Regions from separate parts of the Homo sapiens genome. Here region 1 is linked to region 2. The links are chromatin loops, found by intact Hi-C in ENCODE. Cell type or tissue: CD14-positive monocyte. All regions are shown on one strand. Each heading gives the region's core, and the rest is flanking DNA. Links, peaks and the distances in the headings are about the cores only. Region 1 has its middle 6.6 kb from the start of NLRP3. Region 2 has its middle 29 kb from the start of OR2B11.

Region 1 (5,383 bases), core at 112-5,111, 78 kb after region 2:
ACAATAAAATAAATATTCGCACCTTTTTCATGCACAGGCCTGTGAGTGCTCACAAGCATATAGCTACCCACCACCACAGCCCACACAGAGCACCTGCATCAGCTGCACATGCTCCCTGTGCAGCCTCTGTCCCCACCCACTGTGCTGCCACATAGTCAGCCTCTGTCCCCACCCGCAGCCCCACTTCTTCCACCTGCTAAAGCATTACCTTTTCCAGAGCATCACATAAACAGTGTGCAGCCTTTGGTGAGCGAGTCCGCTCACTTCATATGATGCCTGTGAGATTCAGATCAGTAGCTTATTCCTTTTTACTGCAGTTAAGTATTTCATGGGTTGGATAGGCCACAATTTGGTTTTCTATTCCCTAGGCAAAGGACAGTTGGGCTGTTTCCGTTTTTGGCAATCGTCAATTATGCCACTGTCACTCATGCAGCTGGCGAACTGGCTGCAATTGTGTAAGGACATCAGTCACTTGGGGCAGTGGGAAGTTCACGAGAAGCAGATGAGGTTTCCAGCCTTCGCTGCTTCACTCTCCGCTGAATGCTGCGACCACTCCTGTGGTCCGACTCCTTGCCTGCGACCCTCACCTCAGCTTTCCTGTGAGGCTCAAATAAAACAAGACCTGATCTATAATACATTATTGTAGAGAGGAAAAAATAAATAAAATAATACCTGACAGCAAAATGTAAACTGTACAGTAGTATTCAAATTGTAGGTCAGGCCAGTTTCAGTGGCTCACACCTGTAATCCCAACGCTTTGGGAGGTTTGAGGCAGGAGGATCACTTGAAGCCAGGAGGCCAAGAGCAGCCTGGGCAACATAGTGAGACCCCATCTCCACAAAAAATTAAAAAATAGACGGATGTGGTGGTGCATGCCTGTAGTACCAGCTACTCAGGACGCTGAGGTGGGAGGATCGCTTGAGCCCAGGAAATTGAGGCTGCAGTGAGCTAGGACTGTGCCACTGCACTCCAGCCTGGGTGACAGAGTGAGACCCTATATTAAAAAAATGCAGATTATGAATCTTGAAAAGATACTCTAATCATACATAAAAACTTGTCAATGAAAGACCACCATACTCTGTGTGTTATTATGCATTCTGAAAAAATTTTGTTTCAGATTTGGGAATATCAAAATCAACACAAATAAATAAGTCAACTCACAAAAGTAAAACGCGGTGATTTTCCATACATCATTCATGCAAAAAAAAATAATAATAATTTACTCTTGTACATTTAAGAAAAATAATTGCTTCCATTAAATACCCAAAGCTCACTTAAGTGGACTGGAACTCACAGCACTGAATTCCAAACTAAAATTGCATGAATGATTTCAAGTTGAAATCACCTGTGGTCCCCAGCTACTGGGGAGGCTGAGGTGGGAGGATCTTCTGAACCCAGGAAGTCAAGGCTTGCAGTGAACTGAGATTGTGTCACTGCACTTCAGCCTGGGTGACAGAGCCAAATCCTGTCTCCAAATAAATAAATAAATAAAAATACGCAAATAAATAAAAATTTAAAAAGAACTTAATCCCCCAATACAATAGTATTCAGGGGTGTGGTGTTTGTGGGGTGATTGAGTTTGTGGGGTGATGAATGGGATTCACACACTTGTAAAAGGGCTCCGGGTTCAAGGGGGTGCTCTCTCTTGCCTATCTGCCATGGGCCATGTGAGGACATGGCAACAAGGCACCATCTTGGAAGCAGAGAGCACTTCTCACCGGGCACCAAGGCCAGCGCCTTGATCCTGGACCTCACGGCCTCCAGAGCTCTAAGAAATAAATTTCTGCTCCTTAGAAATTACCCAGTCTCAGGTGTTTTGTTAGTACAAACGGACTAAGACACAAGCCCAAGTGGGATGATCTCAGGGGTGCTCAGCAAAGGCAGAGATCAGCCCAGAAGCCAGACATCCTCCCCTACTAGAGAGAACAGAAGAGATCGGAGGTGGGGAGTGCCAAAGTATCTGAGGTTACCAAGAAACAGACTGCATTTCAAACTGAAAGTGACTGGCTGATATTAAAAATGGCAATTTCACTTTCTCTCACCAGAAAAAATGTGACTAGCAGGAAGGGAAAAGGTATGAACAAAGACAAATTGGGTTTCAGAAAGTACAGTCATAACATTAGCGAGACTTTGTGAGTTCTTGTGAGGAGACGTGACCTTCCGTTGCTGCTGCTGCTCTTCCCTCTTTCCAGGGGTGACTGCTCCTCTGGGGCCTGGAGTGCTGGCGCTGAGTCAGCTTCCCCAGCTGAGGTGGGTTTTCCTAATGTGTCTATGACCCAAGAGTCCCAGGGGCCCCCGATTCCTCGACCTCTACACTTTCTGAGACACAGACTAAAAAGTGGATGGCCATCAAGAAAAAAGCTGTCAGTTCTTACTTTACGAAAGCCAAGTCCTTCATATAAGCATGCTATGTAATATGTTGGAATTGGCTTCTTCATCCCATTTATCTTCTCCTTTTCCTGTGTTCATAATCTGATCTCTAGAACCCACCAAGAGTGTTAGAGCCAGAGCCCCTTGTCTTGGTTCTTTGCCTCATCTACCTTTAAGGAATGCCTCCCAGTGCTCTCCAATATCTCTGAAAGACACATGCCAAGTTAAAGCAAATCGAGAGGACTTTATTGCAAACTCACAAAGAGAAGGAAAACAGGTAAGTATTCTTCATTACAAAAGTAATAGATAGTATGATTTTGTTTTTTGTTCATTTGTTTGTTTGTTTACTTGAGACGGAGTCCACTCTATTGCCCATGCTGGAGTGCAGTGGCGCAATCTCGGCTCACTGTAATTTCTGCCTCCCGCATTCAAGCAATTCTCCTGCCTCAGCCTCCCGAGTAGCTGGGACTACAGGCACCCACCACCACGCCCGGCTAATTTTTGTATTTTTAGTAGAGATGGGGTTTCACCATATTGGTCAGGCTGGTCTCCAACTCCTGACCTCAGGTGATCCACGCACCTCGGCCTCCCAAAGTGCTGGGATTACAGGCGCGAGCCACCACGCCCAGCCAATAGTATGATTTTTGTGAGGCATACATGGCTTGACTAAAAACCAGTGACTGAGTCACTTATATTTTATTTCATTGCTGAAATATAAACAGTTTCATATATGAGGGAATAAATTCAATCCCACCTACATTTTTTTCTTTTTCACAATTTTCGGTGCTTTTAAAAAATATTGTCTTCTTTTGAATACATTTTTAGTTGATTCATCTTTATTGTGAGGTATAGACACAAAATCTCAGTCTCACAGTATACTTACATTTCTAAGTTTGTTGCCAAGATGTAAAATCAGGGCTTTTACATAAACTAGTCAGATTTCAGGTTTCTGTTTAAAACTTAGAATTCTAGAACTAAGTCAACCACCATCCCTTCAACAAACGTGGCACCAGGAGCTTGTGCAGGCTGCCCCCACTGAGCATGGACTCAGGTTTTCCACAGTCCTCACCACTCCCTACTACCTCCTACTTTCCGTCCACACCTCTCATTTATATCGCCCACCGGAAACTCGAGGAATTGGAATTCACAGCACCTGACTTTCAACCTTGCCTTTAAACAAATAAATAATCAAAAAATAAACAATCAAGTTCCTTCATCAGAGATAAGGGACATTTGAGAGCAGTCAGTTATCTGCAGGAAAAAAAAAAAAAAACAAAAACGGTGATTTTAGTGCTCCTTGTCCATAACAGGTGGCTATGCCCAAGAGCCAAAAGGTAGAGACAACCCCAGTCTCCCGCAACAGATGAATGGAAAAACAACAAGGGCTATACACACACCACGGAATAGTCTAAAGAGAAAGGAAATTCTGACACACACTGCAACATGGACAAACCCTGAGGACATTTGCTGAGTGCGACAGGCCAGTCACCAAGGGACACACACTGTACGATTCTATGTATAGGAAGTTTCTACAGTAACCAAATTCACAGAAACAAAAAATAGAACCAGGGACAAAAAAAAACAGAGGGTGGGGGGATTGGGGAGAGAGGAATGGGGAATGAGTGCTTCATGAGTACAGAGTTTCACTTTTGCAAGATGAAAGCATTCTGGAGATTGGTTGTGCAACAATATGATTATTAAAAGTAAGAAACTGTATTTCGCTTTACCAGATATACCAATATAAATAATAAATGGACTGAATTCTTGAAATATATTTATAAGCATAGAGAAAAGAATGGAAAATACATACCACTTTTGCCTCCGAGGTCACCCTGAAAAGAGGTGACTGAGTTGGGAGAAGAAGTTTCTGCTTCACACAATTCTGTATCATCTGTTTTTTGCAAATAACATCAGCAATTTGTTAAAAAGTTACAGAAAAAGCTAAAAAGAGTTCCTGATAAAGAGGGCAGGGGGAAAGCTCTAGCCCCCGTGTCATTTCTAAAATCAACTACGAACAACAAGAAAGAGAAACAGAAAAGGAATCTCCACTTCTATGAAGACACCACTCAGTGGGGGACTGACCCCCAGGTGCTTGGCACCTGGGACTGGGAAGAGGAGGGCCAGGATGAGGGAGACCCTCTGTAGACCTTGGGGGTGGCAAAGAGAATCAAGGTTTTCCCAGGGCTGAAGCACAAACTAGTGGAGTCATCAACCCTGAGCCCCGCTCTCTTTGGAACCACAAGGTCAAGTCCACGGGCAAACCCCAAAACCTCTTTGGACACTGTGAGCAACAGCAGGAAGTGGGGAGGAAACACGGACGAGCATCTGCCAGAGCAAATGGTTGTCTGTTCCCAGTGTGGGAGAAACTGCAGGTCAAGACCAGCCTCAGCCATGCTGACACCAGTCACTGAGAAGTGCAAGTGAAATCACCCCAAATCTGTGACATGTAGGTTTTGGTGTGAGTCAAGGAGACTTCCTGTTAGTCTGGAGAGGACCACACCCCACAAAGAGGAGCAGAGAGCACAGGATGAAAGCAGGAGGCAGGACTCACGCTGCCTGCCCTGCCAGCACGTCCCCAGGCCTCGGCCTGGCACTGTTCCAGTGCCCGAACCTCGCTGTCACTCTGATGACTGGTGACGCGGATACATCCTTTATCAGAACAAGGACTTCGAGTGCATGAAATAAAACACAGAGATGACAAAGAGAATGGTAAAACATTTTTAAAGTTTGTAATATTTATGCACCAATTAATCATATCTAGCAGCGGGCCTAATAACTGGCATAATTTGAAAGTAGTGGTGACAGCAACTGACGTTTCAGCAAAACTGTAACAATATGAAGGTATCTAATTTCTAATGTGAAAAATGTATAGGACCTACTGATACTAATGGGCTGTGTCACTCACATTCATTAGAGAAAATAAAGAAGAGAACATTCTTCCCATCCAAACTCACAGATCTCCCCTGAATGATATCCACAGACTCCTTGGGGATATTTGCTAGGCCTTCTCCCA
Region 2 (5,383 bases), core at 252-5,251:
GAATGGAAGACTTTCAGAGGCTTCCTGAGTACTCACAAAGGAGACTTTCACAGACACACATTTTACAGGTGTTGGTTATTATGAACAACTTGTACTTCTGTATCCTCAGACCTATCATAAGTTTTCTCCCAGGTTCAGGAGACCTCAAGAGTGGCAATGACAAGCTACACAAATTGCTCAGCAACTTTATCACTTTGGGTGATAAAGTTGTGATCACTTTGGGTGATCTCAGCAAAGTTTATCACTTAGGGTCTGACTCCTTAACCAAAACTGCAAATTTACCTTGTAGTCATCTGTTCAAAACTACTTTTTTTCACAATGCTTTATTCTTTCAATCCAAAATGTCCCACTGCTCACCCTTATGACAAATATGCAGAGGCTCTTCTCTGTTTCACCTAACAGGTATTCAACTATAAATTAATGCATCCTGTCTTCTCACATTTCTTAGCTCTTTAGTTCAGAACCATGAAATTGCAAGGAATACAGCTCTTAGAAATGCCCAAATACCTTTAATAGTTTAGTTGACACATAATACTATAAATGCTTACTAATTTTGAAAACTTAGACGCCAAGGTCTGAATTGGGTTGATTCTCTGGCTGAAGGTTATGCCCAAAACTGTACCAACCCATATAGAGGAGAATCCACCAAATGGTTCTCTGTGCTTACTGAAAAGGATTTAACAATGCCAAGCAATAGAGCTATTTTTGCCTGGCTTAGGTATAGAGCACAACATAAACAATCACAACCCTTTCACATTAGCGTACATTAGACTTTTACAGAGCTTTCACACTCTAGTTTCAGACCATCATCACAGCAGCCCTGCAAAGTGGACAGGCCAGGCATTAGAATCTCCATGTTAGAGATGATCAACCTCAATAATAGAGAAGAAGAAAGAATAGCCAATGCTTGCACTACAGCTTCATATCAGAGCAAGGTTTATAGTGCCAGCCCTATGCATTAACCCAAGTTTCCATTCATTCTGCCTTCCTCCCTGTTCCTATTTCTCACCCACTTAAAGCTGTAGTTGTTTAAAGTTGATCACTCATTACAGCACTCCCATTAACCTACACATTACAATCCTAACAATAAAATCCATCATCATGAGCAGTTTCCAGAGAGAAGCTTGTGATCACTCTCAAAATCGCCAGAGATTTGCAATGCTTGATTTGTGCGAAAACAGAATTACACGGTTCTCTGTTCAAATCAGCTATCATTTTATCAAGAGACTAAAAAGATTGGTTTATTGTGTGTGCATGTAGGCTCAGAAGAGGCCCTAGGATTGGCTCAGCTAGCAATGGACAAATGGATAATGGATAATCACATAATCACTCCTAATCTACTTTAGATACACTTTGCTAGAATTTGGTGCATTTGATTGTTTCCGAGTTGGATACAATGTCTCTTTTCCAAAATGGAGTTCCAAATTGCGAGTTGGCATTGAGAAACCCGTTACTCTGGTGTTCTAACAGATATAAACTCTAATCAAAACTATTACAAGATAACTCTATATCTGCATACAGACGACTGAAGATACAGATATAAATCTCATTGCCACGACAAAGCTTGTATTAAAATCTCACCCTTGTTCTTCCCAGAAAGTAGAAGACCTATGATTCTGTCAACCCTCCTTACTTCAATTCCGGAGACCAACCAGGAGTTTTCTCATGGATAAGGCAGCTAATTCTTGTCCCTTTTAGTTTCTGGATCTTCCAGAGGAAATTACACTGAAAACCCTGAAAGGAGATTGAGCACAAAAATAATGTCTGTCCCATTTAAGTGTTAATAAGCCTTTAAGTAGCAGAGCTTGGAAGAGAAATGATGAACTGTGGGCAGGAATGACAAGCTAAGTGAGTGGTGTGGCATAGTGCCACATTTCAAGTCAACATGTTTTATCTCACGTCCATATATACAGGTAGTCTAGGGTCAAGGAGATGGCAGACCAGCCCCAGGGATAAAGGAAAGCACACTTAGTTCTAAGAGCTTTGAGAATATAGACAATGTCATTTGATTGGTTCATACTAAGTGGATAGGAGGACAACTTCAATGCCATCTCACCTTGGGGATTTGGAGTCATCTAGGGGCATGAGGAAAAGTGACATCAGCTTGTTCACAGAGCTAAGACCTCAGGGACTCGTGTCATCTAGAGATTGGCCCGGCCACCGCCCCCCCCCCGCCCCCCGCCCCCCACAACACACACAAACACAAAACTCACCGGGGAGGCAACACAGAAAGTTCCCAAATGTGGGGCTCAGGTATTCTTGAAAAGAGAATTAATTTCTGGGTTCTATGTCAAAACAGAAGTAGATCAATTTCTTCATTTGGTCCTGGACTCACAAAATTAAAATCATTAAAATGTGGGGAGGCAAGCATCCCCAAAGAATGTACATCCTCCAATATAAGAAATAATGAGGTAAGGGGGACACTGATATAGGAAACTCTTGGGTCTGTTATTGCCACATTAAGAGGCCACAGGAAACTTCAGTTCTTCCCTCCATTCCACTCAATATTTTTACCTCCTGCAGGGATGGGGCTACATCAGGAGGCTGGTGTTCATCCAGGAGAGTCCTGTGTGGGTTACTCTGCCCTACCTCTCCCCACATTCACTGTGCATGTGTCTTCCCAGTAGCCAAGGCTCTCCCATCTCACCTCCTACAGGAGACCTCTCAAACAGAAACACTAGATGGCAACATCAGCCTTCCATACAGCTGCCAAAAATCATGTGTGTGGAAGATTTTATTTAGCATTTTTAAACTGGCATTGGTGTATTAAGTCAAAATAGGAATTTCTTAAGAAGTAGCAGAAAATAGAATATCTCCAATTTTCTTGAATATCAGCTGTTAACATTTATTGATTAAAAAAACTTGCATACAGTTTGAAAAAAACACCTTATTTTCTAATTTTACATAAGGAAAAATTAATTTCCAACTACACTGTGGTGACTGACTTACTCAAGGTCAAATAACTAGTAGCCACTGGCTGCCCAAACTGGAACCACCTCTCACCAATCATCTTATCTCTTACCCTTCCCATTACATTAAATAAAATGGAACTGATACTATTGAGGTGGAGGATAATTAGTAAAGAGATTCAAACTATGGTTTTTCAGGCTCCAAGTTAACATTTTAAGTTTTTTTTTTTTTTAAATAATAAAATTGTCTTTTTACTGCATGGGATTCTGTCATTTCTAGAACTTTGAAAATAGATATTTCTAGCTAAAATGAAAGAGAATTTTTGCATTTGGAGTTTAACACAACACCTTCTATAGTATTGATGTTTACAATTTGTTTCTTGATTCAGTATTTCCCTTTCCTGGAGGAGTGAATGAAGTCCATTAGGTTCACAGTGCAATCTATGGCAGAAAAGGGATATGAATTATCTTTTCTTCAAGACTTATGTGAAGCTTTTTAATACACAATTTAGCACCCTAAAAGTGGTGGTGTTTATATTCCCTCTTATTTTTATGATTTTTTTAAAAATACATGTGAAATTTATTCCCAAGTAAAGAAACTACTATTCACAGTAGGATTTTTTTGTAATACATGCTTGTTTTCAATTATAATAAGCTATGAATTTATTATCATTTGAACTTGTAGATACATACCTAAAGTATAGTTAGTGTTCGGACAAGATTAATGAGAATATATTTTCTTTTAAAATTTCCTTTAACAGTGTTTCATTAATGAATACAAATTAAAAATAAATGGAAAAGGAAATAATTGGAGGTCTCTTATTAATGAACCGTGACCAGTTGGCTTAATTTACTAAAGCATGAAGATAATGAAGCCGTATTTTTACTCAGATAACAAATATTGCTAAACTTCTTCATCTCTCTAGCTTTTGTGTTTTAACCGTGAATTTTTGTGGATGTGTTTGCATAGCTTTTTTTCTGGAAGTATCTACAACTCTTTGTATGTGTGTTTCTTTGTGTCTGCTTATAAACAGGTTGAGATTCACAGAAAATAACTCAAATTTGGTATCAACAATTTTAATATAAAGTCAGCCCTCCTATCCATGGGTTCCACATCTGTGGATTCAATCAACCTTGAATGGAAAATATTCAGGAAAAAAATTCCACCAAGTTCCAAAAGCAAAACTTGAATTTGCTATGCACCGAGTGCTACATTGAATCCACACAAATGAAGTGGTGGAGAGGCATTATATCAAGTATTATAAGTAATGTAGAGATAATTTAAATTTTGTGTGAGTATGTGCATAGTTTATATACAAGATGACACCATTTTATACAAGGGACTTGAGCATTCGCGGACTTTGGTATCTCAGGGAGTCCTGGGACCAATCCCCCGTAGATACTAAGGGATGAGTGCAGTATTGTAATCGTTAGTGACTTTTCCTAATTCGTGTGAGGTCTGCAGCTCGGTATTTGAATACATGCATTTGCATCTGTGCCCGTTTTCTTGAGTTTGGGTATCTGTGGGAGAGCTTGAAAATGAAATATTTAAAATTCCCATTATGTAACACAAAATCCTTAGGATCAAAATCCCATATACATGTTTAGAACTTATGGGAAGTCCTAGAAATAGTTTGGTCCTTGAACAGTAATTAACAGCAATAATGAGGCAGATGAAAAGGCAGTCAGAGAGCTAGCTGACACCTGGCCCTGAGGTTGGGCCCTAACTCTCTCAGCAGCCACAAAACATGGGCAAGTTACCTATAATCTCCAGGCCAGCAAGTCTCAAAGTGTGGTCCGAGGACCAGCCCCATGAGCATTGCCTGAAAATTTCTTAGAGTTTCACGTTCTGGGACCCTACTCGAAAGCAGCTGAATCAGACACTCTGGGATGGGGTCCAGCAATTTGTGTTTTCATGGACCCTCTACGTGGCGCCGAGGCACAGCAAGTTTGAGAACCACTGGCATAGGCCCACATCTCTTCACACTCAAAAGTTCTCTTTAGGTAGACTGTAATGTTTCAGTAATATTCTTGTGGTACTATGACATGAAGAAATGTTTAAGATGGATCCATTAGACAGGTTGTGTTGCACAATTTTATTCTCCATGTGGGATTTCTGTGCGGTTTTGTATGAGGAATTAGGTGTATTTTTTTGCCAACTGTAAAATCAAAAATCCCTGTAGAAGTCTCAATGGGCATGTTAATGATATCATTTAATAGACTGAGGTATGAATTCTTCTACCTATATTCTTATCTTGAGATGTTCCTGAAGAAAGGAAGGTTTTGAAGCAACTCACCTGCATCACCTCATACCTGTTCCTGGAGAACCTGCTTAGTTGGGAAGGAGGGTGATTGTAAGCTAACAGGAACCACAGGACACCACATCACCAGAGACCGATGGAGATGCTGAAGCACTTTAGCTAAATTGTCCAATAATTTGTGTTTGTTTTGGTGTAAAGGCTTTGGAAACAAAC

Evidence for each region. A loop is a pair of places that touch in the nucleus more often than their neighbours do. Peaks named below come from ENCODE experiments on the same cell type or tissue, not always from the same donor. Only the 100,000 strongest peaks of a DNase experiment are listed, where the experiment ranks them.
Region 1: a loop joins it to region 2, with 2.3 times the contacts of the local background. A loop is called at or near these places in 5 of 110 quality-filtered maps.

Annotation. Positions count from the first base shown.
Region 1 is chr1:247,406,835-247,412,217 of GRCh38, reverse strand. No RefSeq gene overlaps it. Among named protein-coding and RNA genes, the nearest start is that of NLRP3, 6.6 kb to the left of the region's middle. RefSeq lists enhancers at 1,642-1,701, 1,812-1,861. In CD14-positive monocyte, for the core only: no CTCF peak of the experiment used is centred there; DNase peaks (open chromatin) are centred at 447, 2,177, 3,917 and 4,807; H3K4me3 peaks cover 3,646 bases; H3K27ac peaks cover 4,607 bases.
Region 2 is chr1:247,484,590-247,489,972 of GRCh38, reverse strand. It overlaps the pseudogene OR2W5P. Among named protein-coding and RNA genes, the nearest start is that of OR2B11, 29 kb to the right of the region's middle. In CD14-positive monocyte, for the core only: CTCF peaks have their summits at 2,495 and 2,698 (motif pointing right); a DNase peak (open chromatin) is centred at 2,662.